2 separate regions of the Homo sapiens genome follow, and region 1 is linked to region 2. A link is an interaction called in ENCODE POLR2A ChIA-PET data of the cell type or tissue named here. Cell type or tissue: Panc1. All regions are shown on one strand. Each heading gives the region's core, and the rest is flanking DNA. Links, peaks and the distances in the headings are about the cores only.

Region 1 (7,263 bases), core at 1,140-6,139, 62 kb before region 2:
TCACTGCAACCTCTGCCTCCTGGGTTTAAGGGATTCTCCTGCCTCAGCCTCCTGAGTAGCTGGGATTACAGACACCTGCCACCAGGCCTGGCTAATTTTTGTATTTTTAGTAGAGACGGGGTTTCACCATTTTGGTCAGGCTGGTCTTGAACTCCTGACTTCGTGATCTGCCTGACTCGGCCTCCCAAAGTGTTGGGATTACAGGCATGAGCCACTGCGACTGGCCTGCTCTTACTCTTAATTTTTTTGCTATACAGCCTAGTTTTTTGTCTGTCTGCCACCCAAGGTAGCTCTAAAACAAAGCTGACCAATGCGAAGCAAACACTATAGGCAGATGAACTGTACAACTGGACTCTCCTCGGCCTCTGGTGTGCTGTTTGCCTGCTGTGTCCTCATTTCCTGGACGACCCAACTTCCAACATGCTACCTTGCTCTCTTGCATGAGCATTCCTCATTCATCCTTGAAGACTAGCTTTAGACATCATTCTGTCTGGAAGTCTTCCTCACCCCCATTAGCCTGGGATGGAGGCCCATCATTTTACCCATCACTGCTTGTCACTTACCATGGTGTTTGTCATCAATTGTTTGTGCACCTCTTTCCCACGAAATGAAGATTGCTGCAAGGGCTAGAAAACCTCTTGACAGTCTGTGCCAGGCTGAATAATGTCTCTCCTCCCAGATATATTCACATCCCAATCCACTCAACCTGTGACTATGTTACCTGACGGCAAAAGCCACTTTGTAGATGTGATTTGGTTAAGGATTTGAGATGAGGAGATTATCCTGGATTATCCAGATGGGCCTGATAGAATCACAAGGGTCCTCATAAAAGGAAGGCAGGAGAGTCAAAGTCAGAAAAAGGAGATGAGAGGATGAAAACAAAGGTCGGAGCGATGCACTTTAAAGATGGAGGAAGGTTCCGTGAGTCAAAGAATGCAGATGGCCTCTAAAAGCTGGAAAGGCTGGGACCTGTGATCTCAGTGTTTTGGAAGGCTCAGCTGGGAGGATTGCTTGAGCCCAGGAGTTCGAGACCAGCCTGGGAAACTTAGATATACTCTGTCTCTACCAAGAAAGAAAAATTAGGTGGATGTAGTAGTGCATGCCTATGGTCCCAGCTACAAGGGAGGCTGAGGTGGGAGGATGGCTTGAGCTGAGGAGGTCGAGGCTGCAGTGAGGCTTGACAGCAATGCTGTATTCCAGCCTGGGCAATATTTCAAGACCCTGTCTCAAAACTTAATCAATCAACTATATATATATATATAAAATATATAATCATATACATGATATATATTATATCATATATATTATATATATCATATATAATATAGGATGTATTACATTATACATTTAATCTTCTGATCAATGCTTTGAGGGAAGCACATTTTTTTAAAAATTTACTTTTTGGGGGTATATATATAATGTAATACATATATAATGTATTACATTATATATTACGTGTGATGTATTGTTATATATTATATGTGTATTACATTATATATTATGTATGATATGTTATAATATATAAAATATATAATATATATTATATAATAGTTATATAATATGTACTATATATTATATATAGTATTATATTATACTATATATAATACTATATATAGTATATATAATACTATATATAATACTATATATAGTATATATAATACTATATATTATACTATATATAGTATATATAATACTATATATAGTATATATAATACTATATATTATACTATATATAGTATATATAATACTATATATAATACTATATATAGTATATATAATACTATATATTATACTATATATAGTATATATAATACTATATATTATACTATATATAATACTATATATATAATATATATTATAATATATATATTAGAACCTGGAAAAGGCAGGGATATGGATTCTGCCCAAGACATGCAGAAGGAAGGTAGCCCTGCTGACAACTTGATTTTAGGACTTCTGACCTTTGTTGTAATTTGTTACAGCAGCAATAAGAAGTGAAAACACAGCTCTAGTGCTTAGATAGAGCTAGGCACACAGTAGGAACTTAAGTGTTTCTTCCACAAATGAATATTTGAGCCATTTGCAGTGCAATGTTTGTGTCTCCGTTTCACGTATATCTTCTTGTAAGTCAAGGTTTATGAGTGGTCATCAAATGAAAAGTGGAAGGGACATTTCTCTGAAAGTCTGTAGCAGAGATTTTCCTGTCATAGACAACACAAGCTGGTTTGAGCAGCATTAAGTGTGAGGGAATTCAATAGATTTATTCTGTAACTTGGGAAAACTTGTTTGATCTCTCAGGGTCTCTGTTTTCCCATCTGTAAGAAATCAAAAGTTAGTCTCGCCTTCTTCCTGACGGTGAAGTTCATAAAGACAGATGATGTTATTCAACCAGAGTATTCCTTGGAAGACAAGGTTCTATATAAATCCTGGGTAGCCTGATTGTTGCATTAATAATAAATATTTAAGAAATAAAGCCCACGTTTTCAAAAACAAATAAACGAAGACACCCAGCATCACCTGTCACTTAGGGAAGGTTGTGCTCTCTTCCTGAACTAAAACACTTAGTGTTTTTAATAGCTTCACTTCTTAATATTCTGTAACCAAAGAAGTGGAATGCACAACTTTAGGATTAAATATTAAAATATTAAATATTAAATCAGACAGCAGAAATTCATCACATGCTTGAATCTGCCCAGTTTACTCGGGGTTTCCTAGGCACGCTAAGAAATCCAAGTACTGTTCTTATTCACTGAGGTCATTTCTTTCCTCTTTTAATGCCAGACACACAGGCACCATATACATCTTTTTATTGATCAATCTCAAAGAGTTGAATGAAATAGAACAAATACTAGCATCTGTACTTGAAATAACCCATCTGGCATGATGAATCTAGAGGTTGCATTTACTAGACATGGCCAGTTATTCCGAATGAGGAAGCGGCACATGATTTGTCTTCTTGGCCAATGTCTGTTTCTTCTTGACTCCTCGTACCAGCAGCTTTGTGTAGCCTGCGTTGCAACCCTGGGCCCGATCTTTGTGTAAATTTTGACTGCAACAGTGGCCTGACAGTCAGCTGGGTGTCATCATAATCCAAGCTCCAGTACTCAAAGAAGACCAGAGAACCCTGCTAACTTGATTGATGGAATCTGGTGTTTCTCTACCCAAGGAAAACAACTTTGATGTTTATCTTCACTCTTTCTGCCTCCCCTGTCTGTCTTTCAAATTCTTGCTCAGAGAAAGTCTTCTGCCCTCCAAAACCCATTTCTGAGAGATGACCTGATGCTAGGCATTTATAATTCATTCTTTAGGTAAGCCACAGGGTTTAGTGAAAAGACAGAAAGACCTACTCCCCTGCTTAGCTTGTGACCTTGAGCAAGCTGGTTCACCTTTTGAGACTATTTTCTCATCTGTTAATGAAGATGGAAGGAATAGTGTGATTATGTTTACACAGTGGTATGTTGCCATTCACAAGCTTGGAGGTATTAATTAAGTCACATTTCCTTTAGTGATTAGATTAACACAACCCTAAGCCTTAATGCTGGCCTGGCAAAAACTCCTCTGAGCATGTGTGTTGGAGGGAATATATAGCGGGAGAGGGAAGAAGGAGAAAGTGTTTATCCGTAACGATACTCAACCACAATTGCTATTATCCTAGCCCCAGTTTCTCTTTCTTATTTTTTATTTTTTTGAGACAGGATCTTGCTCTCTCACCCAGGCTGGAATGCAGTGGCACAATCTCAGCTCACTGCAACCTCCACTTCCCAGGCTCAAACAATCCTCCCACCTCAGCCCCCCAAGTAGATGGAACTACAGGTACGTACCACCACACCTGGGTAGTTTTTGCATTTTGTGTAGAGACGGAGTTTCACCATGTTGTCCAGGATAGTGTCGAACTCCTAAGCTCAAGTGATCCACCTTCCACGGCCTTCCAAAGTAGTGGAATTACAGGTGTGAGCCACTTTGCCCAGCCATCTAGGTCCAGGTTCTCAATTAAAGGTCTTCAATTTACATTCATATGCAAAGTCAGTAACTCAGAATATGACTATACTGCTCAGGTGTCTGGGTCCCCTGAAGTTTCCAGGCTCAAGCACAATTTGTGTGCAGAATCAGCTTCTGTAAGTGTTGAGATATTGGCATTGTACCAAGATAGCTGGGCGCATTTCCTCTCTATTTCAAGGTGAGTCATGGGAGGCCTTCAGTATCTTTTAATGTTCACTGGTTAATAGGTCTATATTTGTCTCAGAGATATTCTACTCTCATTGAAACTCAAAATGATCAGAGGTCAGTTCTCCCTATGGGAATTTACCTGTATCTCACTTCAGCAGCCACTGAGTTCCACATTCCAAGAAATCACATAAGGAGGTGGTCTTTGTGAAGCCATAACCTTGTCCTGATAGCATATATACACCGTGGTACAGTGGCAGATGCATAACCTCCTTATTTTCCTTTTAATACACTGGTACCTTCTTCATTTATCCATTTATCCAAAAACTTACCCATCCTTCCAAGCTCAGGCCAGTGCCTCCTCCTCTGCAACACTTCTACTCATCTCCTTTTCCTCCAAATACTTTAATGAGTGAACTCATCCTGTCTTTCATATTAAATCATAGTTCTGGAGCTTATAAGCCACAAGGGCAGTAACAATGCTAAATAAACACACAGTGCCTTTTCCATCTTAGACTTTGGATCAGGCTCTTTACATTTTATTTATTTATTTATTTATTTAGAGACAGAATTTCACTCTTGTCACCCAGGCTGGAGTGCAGTGGCACGATCTCGGCTCACTGGAACCTCTGCCTCCCGGGTTCAAGAGATTCTCCTGCCTCAGCCTCCTGAGTAGCTGGGAATTACAGGCGCCCGCCACCACACCCAGCTATTTTTTTTTTTTTTTTGTATTTTTAGTAGAGACAGGGTTTCACCATGTTGGCCAGGCTGGTCTTGAACTTCTGACCTTAGGTGATCCACCTGTCTCGGCCTCCCAAAGTACTGGGATTACAGGCATGAGCCACCGCGCCCAGCCTCTTTACATATTATTTATTCAGAGTTTTGTTGAGTAAATACCCAAGCATCTGATACTGTGGTGGGTGCTGGGTGCTGAATAACAACACAAAGACATGCCTGGTTGCTGCATGCTTGCAGCGTGTGGTCTTGATCAGCTGTGGAAAACTGTGACCTATGCCTGCTTCTGTATGGTCCATAAGCTCAGAATGTTTATTTTATTTTTAAACATGTTTAAAGTGTGTGTGTGTAAGACAGAGAGAGAGAGAAAAAATACGCAGCAGAGACCTCATGTAGCCTGCAGAGCCTAAAATATTTACTACCTGGTCCTTTACAGAAAAAGTCTGCTGACCTCTAAAGATCTCACTGTATCTATACAACTATCCTGCAAGACAGATTTTTTTTAAAAAATTACATCCGTTTTACTTATGAGAAAACTGATATTCATGGAGGTGAATTATCTTGTCCAAGATGATACACTTAACACTTTCTGAGCTGGAGGTTCAGATTAGAATATGGTCGGTTTGTCTGGGGCCCACAGTCGTGTGGTCATTCTAGACTTGCAGGGAGGAGGCCAGTGTTCCTGTCCTGGTTATACCCCAGTTTAACCATGGAAACCACGTACTCCCCTGCCACCATGTTCATCCTGCAATGCTATAATAGTAATCCATTCTATGGGATGAGGAGGCAGTGCCTTTAAAAAGTCAACTGCTGATAAGATCAAGAAAACAGACTTCCAGGATTAGGAAGAAAGATTGGCAGTCGAGAATTAGAAACCCCAGTTGCAGTCCTCTTTTGGCCTCAGAATTTCCATACATAAAATGTAGAAGTTGGATTGCTTGACTTCTAAAGTACCTCCCAATACCTCCCAAACCTGAAAATTCAGAGTTCTGAGGATACATTTCCTTTACTCTGGTTGGACTGTACTTATTTTTCTTTATAGTGACCATATCATAACTGTTGACCAACTGAATAATAATGATTTAATATTTAATTTAAATGTTTTATATTGGGAGAGTGTAAAGTGCTATCCACACCTCTAAGACATCTTGCTTGTTCAATCTGCAGGGCTGTTGGCATCCTCTCATGTTCTATCTAATACTTTGTAATAAGAAAGGCAAAGACTCTAAGACAACCAGGCAGAATGGATACTCCTAATGATGACTAATGAGGCTTCCCCATAGGAAGGCTGTACTCTGTATTCTGACCCCCAACCAAATTAACCAAATTAACATTGGCTGATTGGAAGTGTGCTCTGCAAATTTGCAATAGAAGATGTGCTGGCTGAGGTATCTAACTTCTATAGATACGACCCAAATTACTTCCACAGAGATGCTTACCCATCTATACTACACAGCCCTTTCCCCAAACCTGGTCCTCATTATTATGCCTATGTTCTGCTTGTCTGAATCCAGTGGTTTGAGGTATGTTTTGGAAAGTGAGAAGTTTGCTATTTAAGACAGACAGGTGATTTGCACTCCCAAATGTTTATTTTTATTTTTATTTAATTATTTATTTATTTATTTTTGAGATGGAGTCTCACTCTGTCACCCAGGCTGGAGTGCCATGGCACGATCTGGGCTCATTGCACCCTCCGCCTCCTGGGTTCAAGCGATTCTCCTGCCTCAGCCTCCTGAGTAGCTGGGATTACAGGTGCCTGCCACCATGCCCCGCTAATTTTTTTTGTTGTTGTTGTATTTTTAGTAGAGATGATGTTTCACCATGTTGGCCAGGCTGGTCTCAAACTCCTGACCTCAAGTGATCCACCTGCCTCGGCCTCTTAAAGTGCTGGGATTACAGGCGTGAGCAGCCACACCTGGCCTGAGTCACTGCACCCAGCCATGCACTCCCAAACATTTCTGAGGACAGTGGCTCTCTGTCTGGGTTGTGTATTGGAATCATCTGAGAAACTTTAAGAAATGCCATTAGAATCTCATACCTAGAGATTCACATTTAATTGAATTGAGTAGGGCAAACACTTAAAAAGCTTCACTGGATATTCTAACACGAATAGGGGTTTGAGAACTACCATTCTAGGAAAAGGTACATGTAGATCAAATGGCATAGTAGGTACGGTATCTAATTCTGAATTATCCAATTTAAGATAGAATCAAACTTCTATGTATTTTTGTAAAAATAATATACATGTAGTGTTTTAGATATTTGATCTTACAATGTATAAAGATTAAGGTTTTGGAGAGAACGACAAAGAAGAACTACAGTGTAAAACATGCTTTACTATTTTTTTATTAGCTCATTTTGAAA
Region 2 (7,263 bases), core at 1,554-6,553:
TTATCTTAACTGAGTTTCTTTCTCAGGAAACTGACCATCAGGCTTCCCAGATAGTATCAAGGAACGGAAACTCACCAGATCACCACATCTGGACAATAAGATGCCACACCCCTCACCTGTCATGAGTGCCTAATGACCACCTGCTTCCTATTGACCTCTTTCTAGCTCCTCCCTAATTCCTATTTTCCCCACATTTCTTCCCTGCTATATAAAGCCCTATTTTACCTGGTTGGGAAGATGGATTTGAGACTAATCTCCTGTTTCCTTGGCTGCAGCACTCAAATAAAGCCTTCTTCCCTGGCAATACTCATCGTCTCAGTGATTAGCTCTCTGTGCTATGAGCAGCAGGACCTAGACTGAACCCCTGGCATTTCAATTATATTTCAACTCTGCTTTCTTAAAAGGATGCTAATAGGAATAATGTTTCGTTAATGTCTATCATGTGCCAGGGACCATGCTAGATATGTTAAAAATGTTATCTAACTTGGAAAATCACTCTTTGAAGTAAATATTGATGTTCTTACTGCTCATTTGGGGAAACTGAGGTCTTGAGAGGTCAGATAAACTGACTAGTGTCAAAAAGTAATTAAGCAACAGAGCCAAGATTCCAACCCCAGCCTGTTGGATGCCAAGATTATTTAAAAAATCCCCTTCCATATTTTCCTTGTTTACTTTAGCAAGAGTTCTGGGTTCAACACTGGCTGAGTATTTGGGATGAAGGATTTCCAGCAGACCTGTTACACGGGTCCAGGCGGACAAAGAGTGAAAGGCAGACACTGAATTAGAATCAACATGTATGTGAGGGGCTCCTTGAGATGTGGCTGTTTCTCTACCTCTAATCCCACTAGGATATGGCTGAACTCCATTTACATGCTGGGTGATTGGTATGTCCTAAGGCAGAATATTTAAACCATCAGATGCACAAATCAGATTCTAGTTATTAACAAAGATACATTGTATATCAACTCCTATAGAAAAATCAAAGAGTAAAAACCTTGATGAATAATTCATGCGTACCTCAGCTATCCTTCACCATTATTGATATTTGAGAACTCCTGAGGGAAAATTGGGGGTTTATCCTGATAGGAAGAAGTCCTTATGGAGCACCTGAGATGCTTGGAGACAACTGGAATTCAGGGTGCCCAAACAGATTTGCACTGATCATTCAGAGGATGTTTACCTGACATTGATTTACTCTTCTTTTTTATTAAAAAAATCCCATTTTATTCAGGGTAGAAATGTACCTAACTATAACTCCTGATTTCCCAGATTTCTTGGGAGCTAAGAGTAGTTATATGACATAGATATGGCCAAGAATATGATAACAGTTTGCTGGGAGAGGTTTCCAGAAGTTTTTGGTTTCTTGGTTAAACAAAAAAGGACAGCTATATCTGGTATACTCCCTGAATTCATCACTCTATATATTATCACACACATCCACACAGGCACACACATATGTATTTCCTGTTTTATGTTACCCAGGTTCTGGACATGATGCCTGGAACGAGAGCAGACCATGAGGAGAAAGCCATGAGAATCACAGAGATGCTGGCCTCAGGCCATTAGACCACTGAACTAAGGTCAGCAGCCTTCTGGTTATGAGGAAGGAGGGACGTATTTGTTGGCCATTCCATTACTTGAAGCTAAGAGCATTCTCAGATGAATTAGATGGATTTGCTGAGGCATGTCTTACAAAACCTGCCACTTACAGGAGCCAGTTGCCTGATTTTCAAAGTAGATCACCAGTGTGTTCCCTCTAGTGGGGCGGGGGACAAGATAGCCTAGTCCTCACCTCCTGAGCTGGCCTAAAAGTTTTATTTTTGGATCTTCTAACGAACCTTAGTTTAAGGAGAGAGCCAGGCTTTCTTGCCCCCTACATTGTACATCTGGGGAGCTATGAGGTCATTGGAGCATAAAGTGGACCCATGGAAGGAGAACTCTGACAATGGCTCATATTATAGATGGAAAATGTGAGATATTTGTTACCCTTTTAAGAGATGTAAATTTCCCAGGAGGAAGGCAGTTGGCTTTTTTTTTTCTTTTAGCTATGAAGATGATGGATCCAGAAACCGAGGAATATGTTGGAATCCAGGTATTGTCTCTGAGGCAGATTCATCAACAGAACCCAGAAAGACAGCCTGGTTTTTTTTTTTTGTTTGTTTGTTTTTTTGTGTGTGTGTGTGTGTGTGTGTGTGTTTGTGGTTTTTTTTTTTTTTTGAGATAGAGTTGTTGCCCAGGCTGGAGTGTGATGGCCTCATCTCGGTTCACCGCAGCCTCCACTTCCCAGGTTCAAGCAATTCTCCTGCCTCAGTCTCTGGAGTAGTTGGGATTACAGGCACCCGCCACCACGCCCAGCTAATTTTTGTATTTTTAGTAGAGACAGGGTTTCACCATGTTGGTCAGGATGGTCTCCAACTCCTGACCTCGTGATCTGCCTGCCTCGGCCTCCCAAAGTGATGAGATTGCAGGTATGAGCCACCGCAACCGGCCGACAGCCTGGTTTTTAAGGCAGTCACCCTGTATTTGAAATCCTTTCTTAGTGTTAGGAATGAAGGTTCTAGAGCTACCACAGTCAATAGGGTAACTGGGTTTGAATCCCTCTTAACTGGCTGTGTGACCTTGAGGATGTTGTTTACCATCTCTGAGCCCCAGTTTCCTTATTTGTCAGGAAATGATACTTATACATAAACTGTGTGGGTTGGGGAAGGTGTAGAGATATTGGCTACATGGTGTCTTGCACAACATCTGACACAGAATTAGACACAGGAACTAGAAATGATAACAATAAGCACAATAATAATGATAGTTATTATTATCACTATTCAATATACATTTTTTAAACTACCAAAAGAGCTGTTCCATTTGAAACAGCCACAGAGAAACAGAGTATCCTGTGGTTAGCGGGGAGAGAACACCCCAGTGAGATGAGAAAGTCTTGATCTGCAGAAGTCTGGGGCTGTGTGTGTGTGTTTTTTATAAGATTGACATCTCTAAAAAGAAGTTACAAGACTAGCTACCAGGGGAGAAACCGATCACAAAGCCGAGTGTAAGCAAGAATTACGCTTTCCTTCTGTGCTACAGCAACGCTGCACCCTCTGGGGGCTGGTTTTCATTTGTAATCTTAGTAAATCAGCCAAGTTGCAGACAGCAAACCTTGTATTGATTGGGAGCCCTGCAGGGGAGCTCAGGCACCAGGAGACCTCGGAACCTTGGTTTCACTTATTAGTTACCACTTTCTGGAGCACGCAGGCGTGTGTGTGTGTCTGTGTCTGAGATCACGCTAGGATAATTCTATGTATGTGTAGGTTCTGGTGGGAAGGCTTCCACAGGGAAAGATGGTTGTATTTTTTAAACTCTGTTGACAGGCAGAAGGTCAAGGGCTATTTCTCACCTTTTTCTTCCCCAAATGAGTGACTGTCCTAGGCCATGGTAATACAGTGCATAGATATGAAGACCAAGGGCATAAAATGGAAATGATCATCATAGCAACTGCCTAATGAAGTTGTCTTGAGGATTAATTGAATTAATTGACTGACCTGGAGAAAGAGGGCATTTCAGAGCCCTCCCTCCCTCCCACCCTCTCTTGGAGGATGCACCCTGAGCTCTAGGAATTTCCTAAAAATCTTATGTCTCAGGCCACACGTTCTTTCCTTTGGGCATGTCAGGGAATGTCCAAGGTGATGCTGAGAGGCATGATGCAGAAATAAGTGTAACTGAGCATATAAATATTATGCCAGATGTTCAGCAAGAGATTCCTCATCCTTCCTCTCAATTAGGCCTTCCAACAGAACTTCTGTTTATAAAGTAAGGGGTGAAAAGCTGAGAGTCATGTTGAGTTTATCTCATTTCCCTCCATTGAAAAGGTAGCAGGAAGAAAGGAAGAAAGGAGCAAGGGAAGGAAGTGAGGGAGAAGGGAAGAAAGAAAGGAATAAAGCAAGAAGGGGAGAGAGGAAAGTGGAAAGGAGAGAAGTAGTGACAAGTGACGTCACAGAATAAAGAGTTAGATTCCAGGCATGTTAAGGCACCCAGGTATACGCAAGATGAGAGCAGGTGGGATCTAGCAACGTGTGCAGAGCTCGTGGCTCCCAGGGGCCTATCCCTCCCCTGACACAGTCAGACAACTACCTCCCTTCTCTCCTCTCACCCCCACCACACAGAAATGGGATTTCTGTGGGTAATAAACCAAAAAGACTCAGGACTTAAGGGGTCAACAGAGACAGTAGACAGTGGGAAGAGAAATGAGTCAAGACTTGAGCCTTTCAGCCCTTCTCTCTTCTCATCCAAATGTTTAGAGGATTTTTATCTGGAGAAACTGACATATCCCTGAGAAAAGACGTCAAGATCCTGAAATATGGTAGCTCCCAATGAATAGGCTGACTCACTGCCTCATCATCCTACAAGGAATTTCATCAGTCAACAGTCCAGACCCCATGTGCATGGAACTCACAAATGGCTTCTTAGAGTCCTGATCTTCAAGCTGACCAGACCATGGGGAGGATTTCCAATGCAGAAGAGAGAGACCCAAACAAGCAACCTAAAAAAAAAAAAAAAAAAAAAAAAAAAAAAAAAAAAAAAGGTGGTGGAGGGATCTAAGAATGGAGAAATCTGCAGTATTTAAATCTGTAGAATATTAAAATAATCAGCCAGAGGAGTTGGGAGCAGCTACCCCAGGGAGTAAGATTCAGGGGTGATGAGAGTTGAATTTTTTTTTTTTATTAAAAGACTTTTATTAAGACTTTCAACACTCTTTGATTTTTTAATAAAGCAATGTGTACACATTGTTTTGGCAAATATAAGACTTATTTTTAAAATAATACGCTTACAAGAAAGCAATGTTTCCCATTGAACAGATGAGTAAACTGAGGCTCGGAAAGGTTAAGTGACTTACCCAATATCACATAGCAAGCAAATCCAAGAGCTGAATCTGAAGCCATAACTGTCTTTCTTACAACCTCAGGATGTTCCCTTTTTTTAAAAATGAGTGATTCTTTGCTTGCTAGGTAAAATCAGTTTTAAGAAAACCAGTTCCTGACAGATAACATTCCTGTTATGAGCCTCCTGTGAGGTCAGTTAGCGTCAGCTGGTTGTTCAGCAGACTCTTCAAGTCCCTTGTTAAGGGGATAAAACTGGAGGCCCTGGGGTGCGTTTGGCCACTCAATGCATGATTCTAGGCATGTTCTTCCTTGCGACCAGGATTGTGAGTGCTGAAACTCAATATGGCAGCCCCTGAGGGCTGCTGGAAGACAAGGAATGAAAAAAAAAGCAGCCTTAAATACATTATTCATGTCTGCCTGCATTGGGAACTAGGGAATTTTGAGGAACTCTTTTAGTGGTTGAAGAAAGTCCTTCCCTTTAGACAAACAAATAAATGCATGCATAAAATTGGCTCAGTGCTGGAACTCCCAGACTATGATGTGTTTGTCAGGGTTGTGGTTTTCAAGTGTTAGCAGGTTTTTTGTAGTTTGGGAAGCTCCAAGAAACATCACCCTCTTGTTCTCTGTGTCAACATTAAAGGCAGCCATGCAGAGCTGCTGGAAGTTTAGTAGATATTTATAAGTAGAGACCGATAGATTAGGAATGGGCTCAAGTAGGAGGTGGAGAGAGGTTGAGGAAAACACACTATGTCTTACTTCTTTGAGTCTGACAACTCAAGTGCCATTGGGGCTGAAATCTGGGAATCCAAATGTGGGAGGCTATTATCTCCTTTTGCTGGAAAGTGTCTTTATGGAGGCCAATTGGGATTACTAGTTCTGTCCATTGAAATTTATTTCCTCTTGGAAACTTTCTTGACTTCTCACCTTCCTCACCACTGGATAAGTTAGAGCTTCCATAGAAATCCGAATCCAGACACCTATCTACATCGCCTATGTTAGCACTTAGTACAGTTAGTGGAATGTTTGGTTTATTTTCTCACCTCTTCTACTTGATTTTTAGCAGCAAGGTTAGGGACTGAACCTGTGCTGCATAATACAGTATCCCATTGTGCCTGGCACACTACATACAGCAGCCATAATAAATATTTCCTGATAGGCAAAAAGAATGGAACATAACAATTCAACAATACATCCTCCCAGAAAGATGTTTTTATTCTATTTTTCTGAATGGCAGAGTTCACTTTCTCATCCCTACTTAGAATAGCTAAAATGTGCCATTCATAATTACTACAATTTTTTTTTGTTTAAAAAAATCCTACCAGCCTTGCCAATATGGTGAAACCCCGTCTCCACTAAAAATACAAAAATTAGCCGGACGTGGTGGCCAGTGCCTGTAATCCCAGCTACTTGGGAGGCTGAGGGGGGAGAATCGTTTGAACATGGGAGGCGGAAGTTGCAGTGAGTTAAGATGGTGCCACTGCACTCCAGCCTGGGCAACAGAGTGAGACTCCATCTCAAAAAACAAACAAACAAACAAAATCCTAGACAATGTATGGATTGTGTATAAAGTGGGGGAGATTATGTGCATATGTTAGAGCAACTGAGACAACTTCAACTTGGAGATCAATCATCAAGCCTTCAACCACTGCCCCTGGATTCTTTTCCTTAGAGCACTTTGTGTGTAGATATCATGTTTCAGCCTTTTCACTTTCAGAATCTTGGAATCCGCCAGGAAGTTTCCCTGCTCCATTTTAGTTAATTCCTTGTTACAATAGGATATACCAGGACCTCTGTGTTGATATGTCTGGAATCTGGGCTTTCCCATTTCACCTTATGAGAAGCCACCAGTCTCAAGCTTTAGCCAGTTAGAGGAGAACTTAATTCCTCTTGTCAGCTGCCATTTTGGTTTGCTTCTCCTCCTTTTTCTGACTTGAAAGTCACTTCCTGTGTTAACTGGATTCTTCATGGGTTATTCTGTGGTTTCTAGTCTTGTTGGATAAACTGTATCCGTAGCTACTTAGTAGTAAATGATTAAGTCTCAGGACTCATAGTAGGGTTTAGCTGGGCAAAAGATTGATAAGCTCAATTTTTTTTTTTTATTGGTAAGATGCCAAACAAATATACTCTAACTGGTTTGGGAATAGAATGACTCATTTGGAAAATTATCTGGAGAGCATTGTGAGCCTCTTATAGCATCTCATTGTTAAGTGAGACTAAGACACAAGAACTGGAAAGGATTTTAATGAATGTGAGGTCTAACCATGTTGTTTTATAGGTGGAAGGCTCACAGAGAAGAAAGTGTATCAACCTCAGTCAAGCAAATCTCTTTCAGCAATTTAAGAAATGATTTTGTAATGGAAATAATATTTTAAAATATTATTTATTTGTT

Evidence for each region. Peaks named below come from ENCODE experiments on the same cell type or tissue, not always from the same donor. Only the 100,000 strongest peaks of a DNase experiment are listed, where the experiment ranks them.
Region 1: POLR2A ChIA-PET joins it to region 2 with 5 read pairs; 2 of 35 experiments call an interaction of 5 or more read pairs at or near these places.

What each region holds. Positions count from the first base shown.
Region 1 is chr16:17,862,992-17,870,254 of GRCh38, reverse strand. The region is part of intron 3 of LOC107984893 (a long non-coding RNA gene); the gene reads left to right. Among named protein-coding and RNA genes, the nearest start is that of XYLT1, 400 kb to the right of the region's middle. In Panc1, for the core only: no CTCF peak of the experiment used is centred there; no DNase peak of the experiment used is centred there.
Region 2 is chr16:17,800,919-17,808,181 of GRCh38, reverse strand. No RefSeq gene overlaps it. Among named protein-coding and RNA genes, the nearest start is that of XYLT1, 330 kb to the right of the region's middle. In Panc1, for the core only: no CTCF peak of the experiment used is centred there; a DNase peak (open chromatin) is centred at 4,311.